Linked DNA regions of Homo sapiens: all the other regions are linked to region 1. A link is a loop called in an ENCODE intact Hi-C map of the cell type or tissue named here. Cell type or tissue: Calu3. All regions are shown on one strand. Region 1 holds the start of LOC105374167 (a long non-coding RNA gene). Region 2 holds the start of ARHGEF26 (Rho guanine nucleotide exchange factor 26). Region 3 overlaps ARHGEF26-AS1 (ARHGEF26 antisense RNA 1). Region 4 overlaps ARHGEF26-AS1 (ARHGEF26 antisense RNA 1). Region 5 overlaps ARHGEF26 (Rho guanine nucleotide exchange factor 26). Region 6 overlaps ARHGEF26-AS1 (ARHGEF26 antisense RNA 1).

The links. Peaks named below come from ENCODE experiments on the same cell type or tissue, not always from the same donor. Only the 100,000 strongest peaks of a DNase experiment are listed, where the experiment ranks them.
Region 2: it touches region 1 in a loop (4-fold over the local background); 33 of 110 quality-filtered maps call a loop at or near these places.
Region 3: it touches region 1 in a loop (2.8-fold over the local background); 4 of 110 quality-filtered maps call a loop at or near these places.
Region 4: it touches region 1 in a loop (10-fold over the local background); 19 of 110 quality-filtered maps call a loop at or near these places.
Region 5: a loop joins it to region 1, with 2.1 times the contacts of the local background. A loop is called at or near these places in 3 of 110 quality-filtered maps.
Region 6: it touches region 1 in a loop (9-fold over the local background); 88 of 110 quality-filtered maps call a loop at or near these places.

What each region holds. Positions count from the first base shown.
Region 1 is chr3:154,251,423-154,255,422 of GRCh38, forward strand. It overlaps ARHGEF26 (Rho guanine nucleotide exchange factor 26), which reads left to right. Exons shown (of 15, transcript NM_015595.4): 13 at 1,694-1,761; 14 at 3,298-3,402; 15 at 3,909-4,000. It overlaps LOC105374167 (a long non-coding RNA gene), which reads right to left and starts at 2,551. Exons shown (of 2, transcript XR_924597.4): 1 at 1-2,551. In Calu3, a CTCF peak has its summit at 1,789 (motif pointing left); a DNase peak (open chromatin) is centred at 1,799.
Region 2 is chr3:154,120,021-154,124,020 of GRCh38, forward strand. It overlaps ARHGEF26 (Rho guanine nucleotide exchange factor 26), which reads left to right and starts at 1,370. Exons shown (of 15, transcript NM_015595.4): 1 at 1,370-1,499; 2 at 1,922-3,055. The coding sequence starts at 1,973. ARHGEF26-AS1 (ARHGEF26 antisense RNA 1) reads right to left here and starts at 1,190. Exons shown (of 4, transcript NR_037901.1): 1 at 1,052-1,190. In Calu3, CTCF peaks have their summits at 2,064 and 2,294; DNase peaks (open chromatin) are centred at 1,311, 1,831, 2,221 and 2,951.
Region 3 is chr3:154,020,950-154,024,949 of GRCh38, forward strand. It overlaps ARHGEF26-AS1 (ARHGEF26 antisense RNA 1), which reads right to left. Exons shown (of 4, transcript NR_037901.1): 4 at 3,452-4,000. It also overlaps the pseudogene RPL21P42. Among named protein-coding and RNA genes, the nearest start is that of ARHGEF26-AS1, 98 kb to the right of the region's middle. In Calu3, no CTCF peak of the experiment used is centred here; a DNase peak (open chromatin) is centred at 2,452.
Region 4 is chr3:154,038,139-154,042,138 of GRCh38, forward strand. All of the region lies in intron 2 of ARHGEF26-AS1 (ARHGEF26 antisense RNA 1), which reads right to left. Among named protein-coding and RNA genes, the nearest start is that of ARHGEF26-AS1, 81 kb to the right of the region's middle. In Calu3, CTCF peaks have their summits at 2,312 (motif pointing right) and 2,513; a DNase peak (open chromatin) is centred at 2,323.
Region 5 is chr3:154,170,598-154,174,597 of GRCh38, forward strand. The region is part of intron 6 of ARHGEF26 (Rho guanine nucleotide exchange factor 26); the gene reads left to right. Among named protein-coding and RNA genes, the nearest start is that of ARHGEF26, 51 kb to the left of the region's middle. In Calu3, no CTCF peak of the experiment used is centred here; no DNase peak of the experiment used is centred here.
Region 6 is chr3:154,094,085-154,098,084 of GRCh38, forward strand. All of the region lies in intron 2 of ARHGEF26-AS1 (ARHGEF26 antisense RNA 1), which reads right to left. Among named protein-coding and RNA genes, the nearest start is that of ARHGEF26-AS1, 25 kb to the right of the region's middle. In Calu3, a CTCF peak has its summit at 1,948 (motif pointing right); no DNase peak of the experiment used is centred here.

The DNA.
Region 1 (4,000 bases):
TTGGGCTCAATATGTGATGAGTTATATAATTCATTCATTAGCAGACATATACTGAGCCCCTGTTACGTGTTGGGCAATGTTGTAGAGATAATGCAGTGAACCAAATGGATAAGCTGCCTGCTTTTATGAGGCTTACTGTTGACCAGCAATATAATAGAATTGTGCAGAGGGGTGCCCTAGAAACAGGATTATCAGACTGGGATGGAGATGGAAGGATTGGTTTATGTATCAGAGGAGCCCCCACTGGAGGAAGTGAGCCTTGTGTTTTCAGCATTGAGTGGATATATGTTGAGCAAAAGAAGCCAAATACAAAAGCATACATACTAAAGGATTTCATTTGCAAAAAGTACAAAAGAAGCATGGTAATAGAAATTCCATGGTAATGGAAAACAAGAGCAGTCACCTTTGGACAGAGGTTATTGATTGGAAAGGGTCAGAATGGAAATGCCTGGCGCATCTGTGTCTTGGTAAGTAAACACAGAGCTGTACACGCTTATGATTAACTCAGTTTATGTTATGTATGTTAAGAAATTTTAATGGCAATAATGAGTGGGCTTATCTACGCAAAAACAGGGAAGGAATAGGAAAGGCTGGGGCAAGGGTGCTATGTTCCAATGCGGTAAGTCATCCTCTCTGCCTGGGTTGGAAGGATGCATATGGGGATGAAGGTGGGGTGACAGCGACAAGCATCTGTAGATTCAGGCTGCTATGAGAGAAGAGTTTTTTTCCCCAGGTGTTGGTCATGAAGGCATTTTTTCTTAAGAATGTAGAGTGGCACAGTAGAAACTGACTTTGGTTTGAATTGCTTGCCTCTGAACTTCTGTCTGATCTTAGCATCCTTCAGATGGGCTTTTGAGAGGATTACATGGAATAGTGGATGTTGAGTGCAGTGTCTGACATGTAGCATGTGTTTAATAAATACATAAGAGAGTTAAAAGTATGTGTGTGGCGGGGCAGTATTTAATTAATTGTAATTTTAATACTTGGTGCTCAAAATAAAAAACCAGGGTGACTGCATTATGTAGAGAAGTGCTTGCTTATCTGAAACTTTTGATCCTTTAGTTGAATAATTATTTTTATGTAATTATAGCTTAATATTATATTAAAAGTATTGGTCATTTTTCCTGTGCTCATTAAACCATTTTAAGCATTTGGGAACAGTGTAAAAGTGGCCAAAGAATTTCTATTTCAGTAAGACTCATATTTGGCAAAATTAGTTGTATGAGGGATGAGACAACTAAATATGTCAAGTTTCTCAAGTTTACGGAAAGGTTTGAGTGTGTGGGAAGGGAAGTGGGGAGGAAGCAGAGAAATTAGTAGGATTTTTAAAAAATGAAACTTAACTGCTTTTGAAATGTTAAACATCAAATTATGGGTATGCTAAATACCTTTTGGAGTTATAATGTGTTCGTGTAATCAGCTCCTTATTAACTTTTAAACTGTCATATGGGAAGTTCCTTTTAATCAATAATGAGCCAAGTTCATTCAGACTCTTTTGACAATGATGACTAGTCTCCTGCTTATTTTAGACTTTCCAGCTTATCACTTTTAAACTACTCTCACCCTGTTTTACCATACCTCTCTAGAGAATCTCTTGTTTTCTGGGAGTGCCTTTGCATTGGCTGCCTAGAAAACACTCCATTCTGTGTTTTTACACCTTGAGTCTCTCAGTTGGATCTGCCCTCTGTTTTAGGAGCGAGCGAGCCCGCTGGATAACTGCCCTGGGACACAGCAGCGGGAAGCCGCCTGCAGACCGAACCTGTAAGTTCTCTCAAGGGGAAGCCCACTTGGGAACATGGATGGGCTCTGCCCCCTGCTGGACGCCGGGTTACTAACGAGTTATATTGCCACAATACTTGCCTAAGTTTCCTCCAGGGCTTCCTTCTGCTTTACACCAAAAATGTATGATCCTTGCTTTGGAAGTCAGGGGGTCTGAATTCAAATCCAAGGTGCATTTCTTTGTTGTGTAAACGTGTCAAATCATTGCTTAGCATTGCAGAGCCTATTTAACCATCTGCAAGTCAGTTACACCATTATATACAACATGGGGTTATTGTGAAGATTAAGTTAAATAATCTATGTTAAAAGCCCTACTTGAACTGTAAAGCCCTTAAATTTTTAGCTATTATCAGTGGGCAACAGTTGATCATGTTTAAACCTTCTACATACTGACAGTCTGGATTTAAGCTGAAAAGTATTTTTAATCTAAAAGAAAATTACCTAAGAATTCTTTTTGACCTTCTAAGAAAGTGTGTTTCACTATTCTAGAGAATTAGAAACTGGCGCAGTGAAGGGGGGTGTTGTATGCCTATTAGCTTCCTAACTTTGATGCTGTGGTTTCTTAGATTATTACAGTTGCAAGGTCAAATCCAAAGAATTAGAACAAAACATTGTTATCCTGGAACACTCAAAAATTATAGCTTTAAGCTTAGATTAAAAGCCAAAATGACTGGTTTGAAAGTTCCCGGAAATCAAGCTTTGTATTAAAAAGCAAATTAAGAAGTCACATGTCAGCATTTTGTTTGTTTGTTTTGAGATGGAGTCTCGCTCTGGTGCTATCTCAGCTCACTGCAAGCTCCGTCTCCTGGGTTCATACCATTCTCCTGCCTCAGCCTCCCAAGTAGCTGAGACTACAGGCGCCCGCCACCATGCCCAGCTAATTTTTTGTATTTTTAGTAGAGACGGGGTTTCACCGTGTTAGCCAGGATGGTCCCAATCTCCTGACCTCGTGATCCGCCTGCCTCGGCCTCCCAAAGTGCTGGGATTACAGGCGTGAGCCACCGTGCCCGGCCACATGTCAGCATTTCTGAGGAGGTCTAACATGACTTCTCAGCTTTTGGTTGGAGCTCATTTTATTTCTAAACTTTTTTTTGGAAACTTTCATGTGCTGCTGTTGGGATGGGGAGACACTCTGATGAGAGCCAGGAGAACTGTGTCTGTTGCAGATTTTGCATGGCCTTGGCACATCAGCAACTCTTTCATGTCTCAGTTTCCCTAATGCAGAGTGGCTGTTTTCTGTTCCATTGTGTGACATGACTAATGACTCCTGATCAACCTGTTATTGAGGGGAATCATGCATCATAAAAGGCCTCTCAAATCTGAGCTTCTAAAATTCTAAAGCTTATAGCCAAGCAAGGGAGTTGCTAGAAAAGATGTTCTGCTTTTTATTAGAAGCCCAACTTGTTTCTCTCAATGCTGGCCCTGAATTGCAGAGAAAAATAAGTAAGTGTACATTATTGGATTGCACATGTTTTTTCTCTGCTACTGGAAACTTAGTATGTCCTCTTTTGGCCTCAGCACTGACCCAGGTGGAAATCGTTAGGTCATTTACTGCTAAGCAGCCAGATGAACTCTCCCTGCAGGTGGCTGACGTCGTCCTCATCTATCAACGTGTCAGCGATGGTGAGTGGGAGCGTTCTTATGGGACACTCGTGGTCCAGGATGCAGAGTGCTATAGACCCGAGGAGTGTCATTTTGTCATCATTGCCCATATTCCAAATCTTGACATGTTAATGTTTGAGATCACATATATGTACTGTCTTCTCATCTCTAAGGCTAAACCATGACGTTTTCTTTTTTCCCCAGTCCCTCAGTGACCCAGTTCTTATCTCTAAATATTCGTCCTTTCAAAAATAGCATTCTTCCTGCTATCCTTTACCCAAAGCATCTCCTTTCCCAGCTCAGCCCAGGTTCAAATACTCTCAGCCTTCTCACTTCAGGGCCTCTGCTCACGTTCTTTCCCTGCCATGTCATTCATTCCCCCTCGAAAGCTTTCCCTGTCCCACTTTCTCTTCTCACCGTAGCACTTAGCCTGGGGAGGGATGCTGCCTCTCAGCTTTTTCATATCCTTGGAGCCTGGCACACTCCAAATACTTGTTGTTTGGTGTGGACTCTGTTCTTTTTCACAGGCTGGTATGAGGGGGAACGACTACGAGATGGAGAAAGAGGCTGGTTTCCTATGGAATGTGCCAAGGAGATAACATGTCAAGCTACAATTGAT
Region 2 (4,000 bases), 130 kb before region 1:
CAAAAACAGGCAGCATAACTTGCACACAGTGGATGCTCACTGCATCCCTGCTGAATGCATGAATGCAGAAAGAGAACTTGGAGAAGGGCCCATTTGTCTTGCTAATAGAATCAATTATACAGCTCTTATGGTCTAAAATTATTTGTCTTCTCAAGTTTGCCTCATTATTGTCACACAGCAGGAGCCTGGCCAAGACACAGCCATCTTTCTACTATTTGACAACCAAGCACTTTGGAAGGAATGGTCACTGTTTTCACTTCATTCCTGTCATTCATTCTCTCACTCATTAAATAAATATTAAGTGCCCACCATGTGCCGGAAATACGGAGAAGAAAAAAAAACATGACCCCTGCCCTCATGCAAATTACTGTGTAAAGACAAAAGACAATAAACATAAACACATAAATATATATATATACAAAATTTTATAAGTGCAAAAATAGAAGAGAACAAGTGGCTGGGAAAATAAACGGGGCAATGGTATAATTAAGGAGGGGACAGGGAAGGCCTTTCTGACGCAGTGACAAGTCGGGTCAAGAAGGAACGAAAGGGAAGGTTATGAGGCTGTCAAACTTTGAGTGTGGCCAAAAAAATAATGAAGAAAGTGATGGAGGAAAGACTAGGCTGAAGAAGTAGGGCAGTAGTGAAGTGTCTTGTAAGCCATGCTAAGGATTTTGAGTTTTATTCTATGTACTGTTGGAAACCAATACTTTTTTTGTAGTGTAAATTGAGCTTATTTTTCACAGATAGGTTTCAAGATGCAAAGCATACAAGGACCAAAAATAATTATATGAAAACTCTCCCTCCCTCCGGTTTCCTAGCCACCCAGTTTCCCTCTTCAGAGCTGCCAGTCTTTCCTACGGAAAGACTCTAGGCACAAACAAGCCCATCTATCTGTTTATATTATAATGCATTTTCAGCACTGGGACGAGCCCATCTGATTTAAGACCACCTGAATGCTGAGAGGGCATGACTCTGCGTTAGAACTCTGCGCTACTGCCCACGCATCTCACAAAGTCTACTACGCCGCGCGTTCTCGGTTTCAACGCACCTCCAGGATTCAGGGCTTCCTAAGCTGCAATTCAGCAGGGCTCCCTTGCTTGTTCTCACTCTGTGCCCCCGGCAACGACCCCGCGCGCCTACACTCCCGTGCCGCCTCAGCTACTAGTCCGCAACTTCTAGCCCCAAAACGCTGGAGCTCAGAACCCAGCTCAGGTGCGCTCGTCGGTTTCCCAGGGAGACTGGGGCTGATTGTAGGCACGCGGGGGCGGGAAGACAGCTTCTTGCTTCTGGCTGCGATGGAGGCGGATCTGGGCGGGGCCGAAACGGGGGCGGGGCCAAGTGTGGGGGCGTAGTCAGGCGTGGGGGCGGGCCGGCGCCGGCGCCGCGGTCGGCGGCAGCGCTCTCCTAAGCTCTCGCGGCTGCGCTTCGGTCCCGGACCCGGGCCACCCACGGGGTAGTGGGTGCTCCTCGGCCCCGGACATTGCAAGCCCCAGAAGGTAAATTTGCGTGGGAGCCGCGCACCTGGAGCGCGAGGGTACCCATGATGAGGGCGGGAGGCTGGATGGCGACAGAAGGGAGCGTCCCGCGGCGAGTTTCCCAAGAAAGCTGAACTCGTCCCAAGTTTCTTGTGCCTCGGCTTGCACTCAGTGAATGGGTGGCGGGCTCATTTGCTGCGGGTGGTCTTTTGGCGCGGGAGGGACGCGGAGGTGATTGGATTAATCCGCCTGGGCGGCAGCCCAGATTTCTGCCGGGAACCGCGCACCGCAGTGGTGCAGTTTTTGCCCGAGAAAGGGCGGGTAAGTGCGGTGCAGTCGTGTCCTGCGCAGCAGCAGGGGGACCGCCGGTCTGGGAGCACGCGAGTCGGCCAGGCGTCCCCGGTTGTCCAGAGGCACAGTTTCCTAACTTCTTTCCTCTTTAGGCAAGACTAACTCGGTGTTGCTCCTCCCGGCGCTGACTTCGAGGCCCGGCTATGGACGGCGAGAGCGAGGTGGATTTTTCTAGCAACAGCATAACCCCTTTGTGGCGGAGGCGGTCGATTCCTCAGCCCCACCAGGTTCTGGGCCGGAGCAAGCCGAGGCCCCAGTCCTACCAGAGCCCCAACGGGTTACTAATTACGGATTTCCCGGTGGAGGACGGAGGGACGCTCCTCGCAGCGCAGATTCCCGCCCAGGTGCCCACCGCCTCGGACAGCAGGACGGTACATAGGAGCCCCCTGCTTCTGGGCGCCCAGCGGAGAGCGGTGGCCAATGGTGGGACGGCATCCCCGGAGTACAGGGCTGCCTCTCCTCGACTTCGACGGCCCAAGTCACCCAAGCTCCCCAAAGCGGTGCCTGGCGGCTCCCCGAAATCCCCAGCAAATGGCGCGGTGACCTTGCCTGCGCCGCCGCCGCCGCCGGTTCTGCGCCCCCCGCGGACTCCTAACGCGCCCGCCCCCTGCACCCCCGAGGAGGACCTTACTGGGTTGACTGCCAGCCCGGTGCCTTCGCCCACTGCAAATGGCCTTGCCGCTAATAACGACTCTCCTGGGTCAGGTTCGCAGTCCGGCCGGAAGGCAAAGGACCCCGAACGGGGGCTCTTTCCTGGGCCCCAGAAAAGTTCTTCGGAACAAAAACTCCCCCTCCAAAGGCTGCCCTCCCAGGAGAACGAGCTCCTCGAGAATCCTTCCGTGGTTTTGAGTACAAACAGCCCCGCCGCCCTCAAAGTGGGGAAGCAGCAGATCATTCCGAAGAGTCTGGCCTCGGAAATTAAAATAAGTAAATCCAACAATCAAAATGTGGAGCCCCACAAGAGACTCCTCAAGGTGCGCAGCATGGTGGAGGGCCTAGGAGGACCCCTGGGTCACGCAGGGGAGGAGAGTGAGGTCGATAACGACGTGGATAGCCCAGGGTCTCTGCGGAGAGGCTTGCGGTCCACGTCTTATCGCAGGGCAGTGGTCAGTGGCTTTGATTTTGACAGTCCTACCAGCTCGAAGAAGAAGAACAGAATGTCCCAGCCTGTTCTGAAAGTGGTGATGGAAGACAAGGAGAAGTTTTCCAGTCTGGGAAGGATAAAGGTAAAAGTGGGCAGGAGTGTGGCACGCCATTCACTAAGCGGAAAGTAAATGTGTTGGGAGTGGGGAGGAGGAGCGTAGAGGAAACCCGAAGAAGTCATTCCGTTTTAATTCTGTGTTTTGCTCTTGATTGCTAGTGTACATCCAGCTCTTGGCCACTTTGATGCTGGCAGGCACAGCCGAGTTTAGTGCAACTTTGTGGGAAGAAGTGAAATTCATCACTTTTAAATTTCTAAGCTCAGGCAGAATTGGGGGGGACAAGAGTGAAATATGGCAGATTATTGGCTGAGTGAGTCTTTACCACTTTTAAAAGAGATAGCTGAAAGGGGGAGGAGCATGTTCAGAACCGCACTCTGCAGTCAAGTTGTCTGGAGTTTGCTTAGAGGTTTCAGTCAATGATAGCTGTTATCACAGCTGATTCAGAAAAATACTGATTCCTGTTTGAGCCTGTTGATTATTTTTTGCTTTTACTTACTGAATTTTGAGTGGTTACTACGCACTTGATGTCATTCAGGTAGAATGTGAATTTGAAAATCAGTTGCCAGGATCACAAAAGACATAAATATTTTGTCATCTTTTTTGTTGCTTGTTTTTGTCACCGTGGCCTTTGGTTGTGTTTTATTCCCGTTGTATGCCCATTCATCCTTGAGTGCATGTAACAGATTGGCAGCTGAAAACTTAAGGTTAGGGTGGACACTGTGTGGTATTGCTCCCCTATATTGTCCCATTAGCTGCACTTATTAAAATATTGTCAAATATGACATAAAGAAACAGGGAAAACTGAAGAGGGGTATTTTGGAGTGTGTGCTTCCTTCCACAGAAACAACACAGGTTTCAGCAATAAGGCAGATTCTTTTTGGCAGCCACATTTTTTCTTGGTTAATCAGAGCACTGGAACCAGTCTATATAAATGGCACATATGCAAAACACAAGCAAGCCTGTTTTATT
Region 3 (4,000 bases), 230 kb before region 1:
TAGAATGCATAAATAAATTATGGCATAGTGATACAACAAAGTATTATATAATAACGACAATGAATAAACTACAACTATGTGTAACAATACAGATGAATCTCACCAACATAATGTCAGCAAGAAAAAAAGAGCCAAACAAAAATAAATACCACATGATTCCATGTATATAAAATTCAAGAAGAGGAGAAACTAATCTCTTATGTTAGAAGCCAGGATAATGGTTATCTTGGGGAAAGAAGTTAGAACTGGAAGAGGGCCCAAGGGGGCCTCCAGGATGCTACTAATATTCTGTTTTTTGTTTTGGGTGTGAAAAATCATCAAACTATATGTTTATGATTTCTTGCCTTGAAATCAAGAAAAATGTCAAATATTAAGGGAACTCCTGAAAATTAGAACTTACAAAAAATGTAGAACTACCATATGGATAGAGGTGAAAATAGAATGATTGGCCAACCCAGTAAGAAGTAGAAAAGAAAACACCAAGGAATGGAAAGGATGGTAAATTGAGCACAAAAAAAAGAAATGACAAAATAAGTCCAAACTTACCAGTAATTCCCCCCAAAAGTGAATGCTTTAAATTTACCTCATAAAAGACAGAAATTCTCAGATACTGTACTGTTCATATGATATAAAGACTCATTTAAACAAAGTAACACAAAAGATTTAAGATTCCAAGTGTGATAAAAACCAACAAGGAAATATTAGTTAAAAAAATCTGATGTACTAGCATTTTTAGTAGCAAAAAAAAAGTAGATTTGAAGATATTGAAAAGGACAAAAAGGAGTATTTCAAATTTATGAAGGGAATAATTCACCAAGAAAGAACAACAGCCAAGTATAGCTGCAATATATATAAATAGAGAAATTGACAAATACAAAATCATGTGAGGAAACTTCCTATGGGAACTCTCAAACAGAAAATATACTTTTTTGTTAAGAGGCAGGGTCTTGCGCTGTTGCCCAGGGTGGAGTACAGTGACACAGTCATAGCTCACTGCAGCTGAAACTCCTGGGATCAAGCAATCCTCCCACTTAAAGCCTCCTGAGTAGCTGCAACTATAGGCATGTACCACCATGCCCAGCTAAATTTTTTTATTTTTATTTTTGTAGAGATGAGGTCTTACCATGCTGTCCAGGCTGGTGTCAAACTCCTGGCCTCAAGCAATCCTCCCGTCTCAGCTTCCCGAAGTTCTGAGATTACAGGCATAAACCACTGTGCCTGGCTAAAAATATACATTTTATTCAAATACAAGTGGAACACTTACAAAATATAATTATATACCACATAATTTTATTTCAAATCATTAAAAAATAAAATTTAAAACTCTTTATCGAAGATAAGCCAAATCATCATATAATTATAGGTGTCTGTCTCGATCATGAGTGAATAATTCATTACCATGATAAGTAGATGTTTTTTCCGTCATAACTGCAATTTTTTATTAAAGAATAAAATTATATAAGACAATGATAACACTCTAATTATTGCTAAAATCTGTCTGTGTGAAAAATTGTGTGAATGAAAAGAGATATGACCTAGGTCTCACAAATTTTCTGAATAAGTAGCCTTGTAAGAGAATATTGGACTACACTGGTTTGCATGTCAATCTTAGAAATCTCTAAATTCAATAACTTTTGACATGTAAACTCTGGGGCAGAAGAGAGAAATTTCAGTATTATATTTTGAAAGCTATTTAGGCATAATGGATGCTAATGTTAGCTAATTCAGACACATAACTACTCAGGCAGCATATTTGTGCAACTCACAGCTCCACCACCAATATTGACTCTACTTTTCCTGTGTATGTGTGTGTGTATTGAGTACAATAGAGGCTCTTGTAACTGGTAACAATGTAAGTAACAGTATTCTGAGCAGCATGCCTCGTGGCTAATTCTATAGTGATAGAACATCACAGTTCTCTTGCTTTGCCAAGAAGCATTGCCTAACATTAAACAGAGCTTGAGTCTAAGTTTGGGCTCCTTATTTTTTGAGGCAAGAGGAGGAATCTTGTACAAAATTTCCCCTAAAAAAAAGACAGTTGCTCAGTTGTAAATGGAGTCCTTATTTATTAAAATAAAAAAGTATTCATTTTCACTGAACATGTTTTTGATTGTCGAGAAAATCTAGAACTGTACCTTCTGAAACCAATTCATACATTTTCTACAAGACATTCATCTTTGGTCCAGACTTCATTTTATTCTCCCAAGAATATAATACATTCAATTCACAACAACTTTACAAAAAAATTGTAATAGGCAATTTGATATTAATCATGTAATTTCTTCCTCCTAATCATACAAACTTTATTAGGGAGAGAAAGAGAGAGAGAGAGGAGAAAAAGAGAGAGAGAGAGGAGAGAAAGAGAGAGACTTTGTGTACATAGGTAGTAGTGTACTGGTTAATGTTTAACATCTGGCTTCTCCCTGGAGGGAAAAAAAAAGTGCTGGTTTGTAACATTTGCTGGTTTCCATGGTGTAAATACTCCTTCTATGACTGATTTCAAGCTGCCAACATGATTCCTAAAAATCTAACAATCAGCTGTTATAAGCCAGTGCAGGCCAGTTTCAGCACACCAGTGGGGGAAAATGCTTTTAAACCATCAAAATTGAATTGATGAAAGTGTCTGCATTTTGCTACTCTGATTATGCAGTTTAGGGTATATAATTTATGATAAATGTAATCTTTTATATTCAGTTATTTTTTTACTTAGGTAAAATATTTGGCAACATAAATGTCATCCTTTTATACCATCAGATCTCAGAGAGAGAAGGTTGAATATAATTACACATGCACAAATCAACAATATAAAAATTAATAACTGCAGAATCAAAGCTACAAAAATAGCTCTTTCAGCCAGAACCACCATCTTCCAGTAATTCACCAAAATGACGAACACAAAGGGAAACAGGAGAGTCACCTGATAATTGTTCTCTTGGCCTTTCAGAAAACATAGAATTGTTCCTTTGGCCACATACATGGGAATCCACAAGAAAGGCGATATTGTAGACATCAAAGGAATGGATACTGTTCAAAAAGGAATGCCCCACAAGTGCTACCATGGCAAACCTGGAAGAGTCTACAATGTTACCCAGCATGCTGTTGGCATTGTTCTAAACAAACAAGGGCAGGATTCTTGCCAAGAGAATTAATGTGCATATTAAGCACATTAAGCACTCTAAGACCCGAAATAGCTTCCTGAAACGCGTGAAGGAAAATGATCAGAAAAAAAGGAAGCCAAAGACAAAGGTACTTGGTGTCAGCCAGCTCCACCCAGAGGAGCACACTTTGGAGAACCAATGGAGAGGAGCCTGAGCTGCTGGAACCTATTCCCTATGAATTCATGGCATAATAGGTATAGAAAGATAAAAGACCTCTGAACTACAAAAAATAAATATATTTAAAACATATATGTAATATATATGTATATATACACACACACACACATAAAGGGCACTTTTTAAAATTTATTTATTTATTCATTTATTTATTTATACTTTAAGTTCTGGGATACATGTGCAGAACATGCAGGTTTGTTACATAGGTATACACATGCCATGGTGGTTTGCTGCACCCATTAACCTGTCATTTACATTAGGTATTTCTCCTAATGCTATCCCTCCCCTAGCCCCCTACCCCCCAACAGGCCCAGTGTGTGATGTTCCCCTCTCTGTGTCCATGTTTTCTCATTGTTCAGCTCCCACTTAGACTGAGAACATGCAGTGTTTGATTTTCTGTTCTTGTTTGCTGAGAATGATGGTTTCCAGCTTTGTCCATGTCCTTGCAAAGGACATGAACTCATCTTTTATTATGGCTGCATAGTATTCCATGGTGTGTATGTGCCACAATTTCTTTATCCAGTCTATCATTGATGGGCATTTGGGTTGGTTCCAAGTCTTTGCTATTGTGAACAGTGCTGCAATAAACATACGTGTGCATGTGTCTTTATAATAGAATGATTTATAATCCTTTGGGTATATACCCAGTAATGGGATTGCTGGGT
Region 4 (4,000 bases), 210 kb before region 1:
TTCATTGAGAAAACAATGAAAGATCTAGCATACATTTAATTGTAGTTGTAATAAAAGATAAGAGAGTGGGACAAAAATATTTACATAATATTGGCTGACAATTTTCCAAAATTGATAAAAGAAGCAAGCCACAGCTTCAAGAGATCGCAGGGCAGATTAAAGGAAATTTACACAGAGATACATCATAGCAAAACATATAATCAAATAAAAAACGAACAACCTTAAAAGCATCCAAGGGAAAAATAAAATATAAATTCTTTTCAAAGTAGCAACAGACTAACAGATGACTTTCCAAGAGCACCAATGAATGAAAACTTAAAGTGTAAAATATCTTTAACATATCAGTAGAAACACCACTTTCCACTTAGATTTTTATACTCAGCAATATCATTCTTCAAAACTGAAAGTGAAATATATACATTTTCGGATAATAAAAAATTGATATTCAAAGTTAATTCAAAATCAACTTCCAGTAATAGTAGGAGATACGTGGCCCTGCAAACCTGCAGCAGATAGCAATTATAAAACATGAAAGACATTAAAAACAAAACTGCCTAAAGTTACTGAGAAGTATCTAAAAGCATAAATAAAAATACAAAAACTGCGTGGAAGAGCTAAGAATTGTGAACTCACAATATAAAAACCACAGAGACCCAAATGCAGAATCTGAACTACTTAAATGCCTGATTGATAACTATTCGTATATTTTAAGGCTCCAGGAGACACCACAGAGAAGTAGGCAGAGGGAAGATAATGTGTATTCTAGAAAAATACAGTGATATTGAGCAGAATCTATGAATTGGATGCTTTTCTTAAAAAAGCATGTTCCCAGTTATGAAAAGTTCAAGTAACAGAAAACCTAAAGGTCAGAATACAGATCCCAAAGCAAACAAACCTGCAGGAAATTACTCGTATCTTAGAACCATTCCATGCTCTTTTTGCCCTGTTCCGTCTTTGCACTGCTTTTAAAACCTGGTTCTCTGTGGGTTTTCCCTATGCTAAAAAACTTGGTAGTTAGTTAAGTATTTTGGCACATGTGGCACTCACTTCAGAGACAGTTATAATGTCTATAAAAATATTCAAAGAATTGGCTGGGCATGGTGGCTCACGCCTGTAATCCCAGCACTTTGGGAGGCCAGGGCGGGTGGATCACCTGAGATCAGGAGTTTGAGACCAGCCTGGCCAACATGGTGAAACCCTATCTCTACTAAAAATATAAAAATTAGCTGGGCATGGTGGTGCGTACCTGTAATCCCAGCTACTAGGGGGGCTGAAGCCGGAGGATCGCTTGAACCTGGAAGGTGGAGGTTGCAGTGAGTCAAGATGGTGCCACTGCACTCCAGCCTGGGCAACAGAGTAAGACTCCATCTCAAATTAAAAAAAAAAAAAAAAGTTCAAAGAATTGAAGAAAAATATGGTGTCAATGAATAAATAGGCATTTTATAGTTAACATTTGTACTTCTTTGGCTTTAGAATTATTACTTAACAATGTTTATTTCAGTCAAGAAATAATATTTCTTAATATAATATTTATTATAATAAAATATATTATAATAGTAATATTACAATAAAATTATGGTAATATTTATACTATTATAAATATAATATTTATTTCAACAAAGAAATAAACATTATTGTTAAATAATTGTAAAGCTGAAGAAGTACAAATGATAAAACTACAAAATCTCCTAGATGTGCAAAACAACACATCAGAGATGCCAAAAACCACAGAGAATTAGTCAGCTGAATTGGTTGAACTAGTCAGTTAAATAAGAAAAAAGGGAAGAATAAAAAGGTTGAAATTGATTAAACTACATTAAAATGAAGAACTTCTATTAATCAAAAACACTATTACTGAATATTCTCACTTATAAACAACTCTAAACAACAAGAACACATGGACTCAAAGGGGAAAAACAGACACTGGGGCCTCCCTGAGGGTGGAGGTGGGGAGGAGACAGAGGATCAAAAAGCTGCCTATGGAGTATGATGGCTATCGCCTGACTGATGAAATAATCTGTACACCAAACCTCTGTGACATGCAGTTTACCTATATATAACAAATCTGCATGTATGCCCCTAAACCTAAAATAAAAATTAAATTAACAAAAAGAAAAAAGAAATCTGTTGAGGATGTGGAGAAATTGGAACTCCTCCATACTGTTGGTGGGAAAAAAATGATGCAGCCACTATGAAAAACTGTGGAGATTTGTCAAAAATTAAAAATGAGAATTATTATCCAGCAATCTCATTTCTGAGGACATATCTAAAGTATGCAGTGCAGGCCCTGGAAGAGATAGTTGCACACCCATGTTTATTGCTGCATTATTCATAAAAGCCACAAGGTGGAAGCAACCCAAATGTCCCTTGACATGAACAGTTAAAGAAAATGTGGCACATACATAGAATGGAATATTATTCAACCTTAAAAAAGAAACCTTGTCACATTCTATGATAAAGATAAACCTTGAGAATATTATATTAACTGAAATAAGCCAATAACAAAGTAATAAACACTGTAGGATTTTACTTATATGAAATAATCTTAAGTAGCCAGTCTCACAGAAACAGAAAGCAGAATGATGTTTGTCAAGGGCTAGGGATTGGGTAAAATGGGCAGTTGTTACTTAAAGGGTATTGAGTTTTAGTTTGCACGATATAAAAGTTCTAGAGGTCTTTTGCATAACAATGTGAATATAGTTAACACTATTGAACTGTACACTTTAAACGATTTAAAATGGTAAATTTTATGTTGCGTGCGTTTACCAAAATTAAACGCAAACATGTAACTAAAAAAATGCTATAAAAGAGTAAAAATGTGAGTCATAGAATGAGAGAAAACATATAAATCTAACTGAAATCTCATATTAGGACTACATTAAAAACTTCTGCAAACTAATATGAAGGAGAGATGACTATGGTAAAAAGCAAAAAAGAATGGACAGGAAACTTGAAAAGAGAATTCCAAAGAGAGACATCCCAATGACTTGTAAACAGAAAAAGATTCTCAACCTCATTAGTAATCAAGAAAATGCAAATTAAAGACAAACTATGTTCTCACTACATATTTATCAGAATGAGTAAAATTAAAACAATGAAAATTCTCACACACTGCTGGTGGGAATATAAATTGGTCAAGAATTTGGAAAATTATTTGACATTAACTGCCAAAGTTGAACATACACAGATCCTATCCTCAGCAATTCAGCTTCTAAGTATGTCCCCTGCATGTGCAACAGGAGACATGTACCAAGTGTTCATAGTAACATATTTATAATAACCAAATATTGAAAACACCTAAAGGTTCATAAAAAGTAGAAGAATAAGTGGTAATATCCTCATTCAATTGAATACCAAAAAACAATGAAAATGAACAACTATAGAAACAATTAGGAGTAAATGAACTAAAATTCCAGAGACAGAATAGTCCTTCCTAGATGAGATGTTGATCATGATCGCCAGCTGTTTTCTTCTCTGGGGGCATTTGCTGGTTTCTCTTCTGCTGGTTTCTTTCTGCTTAATGGCATTAAAATCTCTAGTTGAGACTTTGTTCTCAGTTCATACCAGGAATTGGCAGAGTTTTGGTGGCTTTGAGGAGCTCCCACAATAGATTAAAAAATACAAAAGCCCAGTTTTTTGTAATTTTCTTTTCTTTTTTCTTTAAGAGACAAGGTCTCCCTCTGTCACTCTGGCTGAAGCACAGTGGCACTATCATAGCTCACTGCAGCATCCTCAAATTCCTGGGCTGAAGTAATCCTTCCACCTCAGCCTCTTGAGTAGCTAGCACTACAGGCGCGACACCATACCCAGCTAAGCTTTTTTATTTTTTGTAGAGACAGGGTCTCTCTGTATTGCCCAGGATTACCTCAAACTCCTGGCTTCCAGTGATCCTTCCACCTTGACCTCTCAATGTGCTGGAATCACAGGCGTGAGCTGCTGTGCCTAGCAATTTTCTTTTACTATAACATCCTGCTCTGATTTTAGTTTTAGAGTTTACTAG
Region 5 (4,000 bases), 81 kb before region 1:
ATACCTAACATCTTTGTGCTTCAGCAGTCATGTGTGTAAAATGGAGATGATACCACTAACTACTTCTTTGGGTTATTATGGAAGTTAAACGAATCAGTCAGTCAGTCTATGGAAAGCCATTAGACTAGCTCCTGGTATACAGTTAGTGCTTTTTAAATGATTAGAGTAATTGCATCTCCTCATTTGCCCAGGATAATTTTAGTTGTGATTAGCTGCCCCTTTCATTCTCAAAAGATATCCCAATTTGGAGGATAAATTGTATGGTCACCCTCTAATGTAAGGATGATTCATAATTATCAGCTAATACTGAATTATTGGCTATTTCTGTAAATACCTGTTGGGACGATTGATTTCTTTTTCTTCTTCAAGAAGTAAGTTGAAAAACTCCCTCCTCCTGGTTTTGGAGGGCTGCTTGGAGAAGAGAAATGGGAGAGGAACAGGTTGAGTATTCACATGTGGCATAATTGTGTGTTGTTTCCTTATTTTGTGTTTTTGCTCAGTGAAAGAAAGTGGTCTAGAATCTGGTTCTGGCATAGAGAGATTATATCTTTCCCACTGGACAGCTCTTTCTCTAGTAGCCAGGAAAGACTTGTGGGAAATATAGTTTATATTTTAGAACAGTTTTAGGTTATAGGAAAATTGAGCAGCAAGTACAGAGTTCTTATATACCCCCTGATGCTGCTCCCACCCCACACAGCTTCTACCCTACTATCAACATCCCACATCAGAATGGTACATTTGTTGTAATTGATGAAGCTACATTGACACATCACTATCACCTAAAGTACATAATTTACATTACGGTTTGCTCTTGATGTTCTACACTCTATGGGATGGATAAATGTATAATGGCATGTGTTCATCATTATTAGTATCATACAGAATAGTTTCACTGCTCTAAATATCCTCTGTGTTCCACCTGTTCATCCCTCCCTCTCCTTAAGCCCCTGACAACCAGTGATCTTTTTTATTATTTCTATAGTTTTGCCTTTTCTAATGCTGTTGAGTTTTGCAGTAGTTATTTGTCCCTTGTCCCACATAGTCTTTTGAGATGGCTATGAGACATAAGAGGCACTATTGAACAGGCAGGCAAGCAGGTTTGGATTTGGGCCATTTGAAGGCTGGAGACATATTTGGGAGTGGTTAGCATGTAGATGGAATTTCAAGCAATGGTGCTGAAAGAGATTATTGGAGAAAGACTAGAGATAGAGAAGTTAAAGCTGAGCACCAAGCCCTGAGACCTTCCAACACTAAGATATTGAGAAGTTGGGGGTGGGGGAGGACTGGCCAAGAATGCTGAGAAGGAGATGCCAGTGGGAGTAGAAGGAAACCCCGGATTATGTGTGCTCTAGAAGGCAAGCAGGATGTAATTTTTTTTCTTCTTCTTCCATATTTATAAAGGAAGAATCAACATACCTTAAGAATGGTTTCAATCTCTTGTGGCATTCTTTTGAGGATCAGTATTTTGTGCCATGTCAATGAGATACAGAGTTGTAGACAGGAAAGGCTCTGCGCAAGAAGCAGGTGCGACCGGCTCATTCAGGGTGTCATCAGTGTAAAAAGGATACACTTTTGGAACTCTGGAGTCATGGCATGGCCCCTGTGCCTTCCAGAAGATTATTGGAGTAATCAGCATCACTTCCAAAGAAGTGAAAAGTGAAGGGGAGGTAGAGCACTTCAGTAAATGCAGTAGATGCTGTTGAAGTTTCACAGTAGCTGTGGAATGTGGATGAGTCTTCTGCTTTCATTTGTTTTCAGAATGTGGAAAGCACAGGTTGTGTTTAAAGACAGGCCAGCCTAGGCAGAGCCTGCCATGGCCAGGCACCATGGTGCACACCTGTAATCCCAGCACTTTGGGAGGACAAGGCAGGTGGATTGCTTGAGGCCAGTAGTTCAAGACCAGCCTGGCCAATATGGCAAACCCCATCTTTACTAAAAATAAAAAAGTTAGCTGGGCGTGGTGGTGTGTGCCTGTAGTCCCAGCTACTCTGTAGGCTGAGACATGAGAATTGCTTGAACCCAGGAGGTAGAGGTTGCAGTGAGCCGAGATCACATGAGTGCACTCTAGCCTGGGCAACAGAGCAAGACTCTGTCTCAAAAGAACAAAACCAAAAACAAAAGCAAAGGAAGAGCCAGCCATATAGAACAGATACATTCATTCTAAGGGGAACATGTTCATCCTCAATATGTTTCTTCTTATAAAATAAACATCCAAGGGTTTTTTTGGGTCATTTGTAGTGATTTGATTTCCAAAAATAATTAGCTTTATAAACATAAATTGCATAAGTAATGTCCCCATTTTATAACTCTAAGTTGTCATTATGGAAGGGATAGGCTGTGCTGTAAAATTGTTGACTTTGAAGTAAAATGCTTATTAAGGATCATGAGTACCAATTTTCACATATGTCGTAGCCTATGTTGTAGCCAAAGTCGACATTTGAGAAATGGTTAAGGTTTTACAGCAACGTTTACTTTATTATCAGAATATAGTATATTCAGTCAAGTACTATTAATACCATTTCATATCGTAATTATGCCATTTCAAGGGAATTTATTAGAAAGGTTTACATGGATTCTTCTTTGCATTACCCTCCACTCCTGCCACCCCCCCACCCCACCTGCAGCCATCCACGTAAAAATTCATTATGTTACTGCCTTGGATTTTTGCCAATATAGAATAAATAATTGGATTTAGCTTCTGTTACAGTTTTGTCTGTCTCAGATTATGAATGTAAGTTGGTAAGATTTTCTGCCAATTTTAATTCACCAAGATTGCATTAAAATTATGAAGAGACAATTGAATGTAATTTTTCTTTCCTTTACTCCTGTAATTGAACTGTAAAAGTTCTCAATTAATTACAGTTCTTACAGAGTATCAATTATTGCAATTTGCAAACTCCAGAGCCTTTATAATGAAAGATAAACATTTTACAACCATACATTTGTCAACGTTTGATGCTAATTGCAGCAATTAATTCGTTCTTTAATGTTTAATGTTTTATAGGTTAATGAAAGCTGGCATTCTCTTCCCTCTTTATGTTAATATGAGAAACTTTTCAGGAGTAGGGTACAGATTGATACATGTATAAAACTATTTTTGCAATCTATTGCTTGTCTTAGCAACTAAATGAAAACCAGAGGTTGCAGAGGTTTGCTTATTCTTTTCTCTGCATATGTAGAGTGGAGGCCTGCAGGTTCCTGACAAACAAGAGCAGAAGTTTAATGAGTCCCTAAAAACTCAGTTTGTTTCTAAATAAAACATAAATTTGGAGAGTTGAAATGAGTGATTTCAGAAACCTTTTTGGCTTGGGTGAAAATTAGCATCTTCTCAAGTATTTCTTAAATGCCTTGTCATTTGAAGATGATAATAGTATCTATGACCATTTATTCAGCCCAGTGTGCTGAGTACTGTGGTAAGTTCTTTTAGTACTTTATGTTATTTAATCCAGAATTCAGACAAGATCTGACTCCAGAGCTCTCTCTACAGGGAGACAAGTTCAAATACCTGCCCTGGCAGCCAGGCCATATAGCTTAGTAAAGTAGGATGGGTGTGAGATGGGTCTGAGTAGTGGGATCACCATAAACTGGGCTGTGAGTACAGCGCCAGTCATTCCAGCCATGGTGGAATGTAAGCTCAGTGTTGCCAGATCTACTGATGTTTCAGAAAAAGTGGGAAATCTAGATGTGTGGGTGCACTTCCTTAATTTTTAAATGTTTGGAGCTAATTTAGGTTTTTAAAATACATGTGTAGGGCAGTTTCAACCCACCAGCCATCCATTTGAGAGCTCCGAAGCACACTGTGTTGGCTTGATCTTTTGGTCTGAATTAGCTTGATACAATGGCTGGGGCTTGTGCCTATGCATCAGGTGGCACTCTTGAAGTTCCTCAGAGAGCCTCTCTACAAATTCAGCAGGGGTTGGAGGGAAGAAGGGAAAATATATCTTAATGAATTATATTAATAAATACTAATATGTAATTTGAGGCATTGAGGAAATACAAT
Region 6 (4,000 bases), 160 kb before region 1:
GATCATGCCACTGCACTCCAAACTGGGCGACAGAGCAAGACTCTGTCTCAAAAAAGAGAAAGAGAATATCCACTCATAGGAGAAATCCTGCATAGGCTCTCAGAGCTGGAACGAGACAGTGAACAGGCATACGAGCCACCAGACACAGAGTGCGATGCCTGGCAGGGAAAATGTTCATTGGCAACATTTAGACAAGTTGATTAAGTGAATATATGAAGGACTATAAGAGCCAAGTTTCTCACTCGCAGAAAGGGGAATTAAAACAAAGGAAAAAAGACAACTAGAATTAATTCTGTGATGAACAGGAACTGGAGATATTGACAATAAACTTATGCATTTCAATAAATATAGATATAGAAATAAACATAGGTGTGTGTGTGTACATACGCATACATCTATTCCTTAGCTTAGTTTTCTGAGAGACAGCAGGAGTATCTAGTGCCGAGATCTTGTTTCTAAATATTATTCGCTACTAAAAGGAAGCAGAAACTTCCTGGAAAAAATGGCAGATTCCAGGGCTGGAGGAAGGAAAGTACAAAATGATCAATTTTTGTGCTGAAAAAGTAATAGAACGTGTCAAAATCACACAGACATCAACTTGCAGGGGTTCTCATTGGCCAAACTGGAGGAACTCTGAACATTAAAATAAATAATGATATTAAGAAATTATAGTTTATGGAATAAAATAGAAAATATGAACCCTAAGAGATATAAGTAAATGAATAAATTGAAAGTTTAATGAAGAGCAAGATATTTACATAGTCTTAAAGAACTCCCAACAAAATACTTCTAAAATTATACAGTGAAAAAGAGTAACTTTACAGTGAAGAAACCTGGCAGACACCACCTTGATCAAGTAATAAAAGTGAAAATATCAGTAATGGGGGAAGTTAAAATCATGTGCACCTGACAGGATGTATTGAGAACACAGCATCACTTCTGTGATATTCCTGCCAATGATGTGTCACCTAAATATAATCATGAGAAAACTTCAGACACATCCATACTGAAGATTGTTCTTCAAAATAACTGGCTGGTATCTTAGGAAGTATCAAGGTCATGAAACTGGGGAAAAAAACTGAAAAATTTTTCTAGAGTGGAAGAACCCTGAGAGAAGTAACAATTAAATGCAACACATGATCCTGAAATTGATCCTTTGGTAAAAAAGAACATTATTGGGACAACTGAAATAAAGTCTGAGGTGTAGGTGAGAGTAACATATTAATGTTGGAAAACACATATTAAAATATCCAGGGAACACAGGGCATTATATTGGTAACTTTCTCTTAAATGGTCCAGAAAAAAAAGTTCTTTGCACTTGCAACTTAAAGTCTGTTGATTGTTTTAACTTTTTAAAAAACTTTTTGCATTTGAGGAACACTTCAAAACACAGTATAGTGCAAAATGCCAGGCTCTAGAAGATACAATACCTATATACAAGGCATTTACAACGGAGCAAAGGATTGAGACATGAACACTTGTATACCTGGTAAATCAAATTGAGCCAAGGATCAAATTTGACTGAAAAATTTTAACAGAGTTCTTGCCATACCACATTTCACAACATGTATTAAGGAAGGTTAATATTCCTTAAAAAAATTGCCCTGACTTGATCCAACTGATTTGCAATACTGAATATATGTATTCTTTATACTTCAATCCAATCCTCTGGTAACTGACTAGGGTGAAACTGAAGGCATGGCCCAACAAAGTGAATTTATAAGTGAAGAAAATGGAGCTCCAGAGAACAAAAATAAAGAACTCTTTGTTTTACACTCACTATACCTAGTGCCAAAGTAGCATTTATTTTCCAAAGTAGCAATCATCTCCCACAAAAAACTAATTTATAAAATAGAAGAGGAACCTGGAGTAAATTTGTTACAATGCTTTTCAAGACTCCTCATAAAACAACAGAAGAAAATGATCACTAGAGGGCACAGCTGTGTTGCTCTGAGACATGTATACATAAGGAAATTTCTTCAATTTTATATCTAAATGAATTTATACCATCATTTCACTTTTGAAATACAGTAGATAAGTGAGTTCATTTCCAACAAGGTGGGTGCAAGGCCTTGCCTGATACAGGTGATTTAGTGGCAGGGAAAAAAACGCTGTCAGAAAATTAAGACATTCTCTCATCTCCGGATTGCAATGTCATTTATATTTTTTTCTGGTTCTCAGGTCGTATCTATCATTTTGTAGCATTTAAAATAGGACAATGTGTCTCCCCATGTTTAAGTTGAATTTCATTATGAAGAAGCCTTTTTGCATTGTATATTATGTTAGCCAGCACTGCAGACACCATTCCCTTGCTGGCTGCTTTCCATTTATTTAAACCTTTGGCTTTTTACTGAGACTTAAATTTGAAATTTTCTTCTTTTAAATAACATCATCAGTAACTCAGAGTGATCACTTCTATGCCACTCTTACTGTTGGATAGTGAAGTTGTGAAATCTTAGTGCCTAATATTCTGTAGAATTTTTTCTTTTCAGTTAGGTCTCCTCTTCAATCAAGCAATGATGAACAAGATTTTTCTAGGATATTTAGCAGCCTGTGGTATGTGATGTGTGGAAAGTGGGCTGAAAGCCGTTCCGCTGTCAATGCTACATACCCCATGTCCACCCACCTGACACCTCTCTACTCACACTTGCCTACTCTCCCACATACAACTTTCCCTGGTCTTTCTCAAAAATAACTCACCCAAAAACACTGGTTAAGCATCTGAGCAATGCAAGGTGGAATAGAAAATGGTAAAAATTTATGCACACATAAGAGCCTTATAATCTAGTTAGAAAGGCAAAGCATAAAACTACAAAAATGTTGCTAACACATGGCTGTTTAATGAACAACTAAAATTATGTGTTTAGGGGATGCAGTGGCTCATCCCTGTAATCCCAGCACTTTGGGAGGCCGAGGTGGGAGAATGGTAAACCCAGGAGTTGGAGACCAGCCTGGGCCACATGGCAAAAACATATCTCTACAAAAAAAAAATACAAAAATTAGCCGGGTGTACTGGTGTGAACCCGTGATCCCAGCTATCCGGAAGGCTGAGACCAGCGGATTCATTGAGCCAGGGAGGACGAGCCTGCTGTGAGCCGTGATAGTGCCACTGCAATACAGCCTGGGAGACAGAGTGAAACCCTGTCTTTAAAAAAAGTTTTAACAGTCTATATTCTAAATTTCCAGAACAGTATCAATATTCTGACTCACTGTCACTTCATGTGTTAAAAAAAAAATTTAGCATAGTATTTAACTTCAGTATCTTTGGGGGCTCTGAATAACTGGATTAGAATACAAGTTTTGTCAACTGTTACGTAAATTCAGATTTCTCATCTGTAAAATGGGAAAAGTAGTGCCTATCACTTAGAGTTAATAAGAAGATTTTATTTTCTAGGATAACATACAGCAAGTAGTTAGCGATAATGGACAACTACATCATTGTCATATGTCAAAGTATATGTTCAAAAACTTTTATTGGAAAATTGTATTATTGTGGCTACATTTCAGGTACCATGCAAAACTCTAGATAAAGATGAATCACACAGCCATTGCCTTCAATGAGCTTACCATCTAATATTAATACTAACATTAGTATTATAAATATGGAATAGTATATATATGTCACAAATGTATATAAACATAAAAATACATATCCAGGAGGCTATTCCCAGATTTGTTTTTTACCACTGGGTGCATGAGCAACAAATTAAGACCATTGACAGGTATATTAACAACTGGTTATTGCACTGTGTTAAAAGATTCTGCTGTCATGGTGTCAATTAAGTGTTATGGGAGCCCAGAGATGCATGATACATCTGGACACTCTAAAGTGTAGCTCAGGATTCATCATTCAGGAAAATACAAGAACAAAATTTCAAGCAGATGTAACAAGCATGGGCTTTGGGTAAGACAAAGCTGTGCTTAAATACTGACTCTAACACTTTCTATCTGTGTGACAGTGTGTGTGTGTGTGTGTGTGTGTAAACACTACTACCCACCC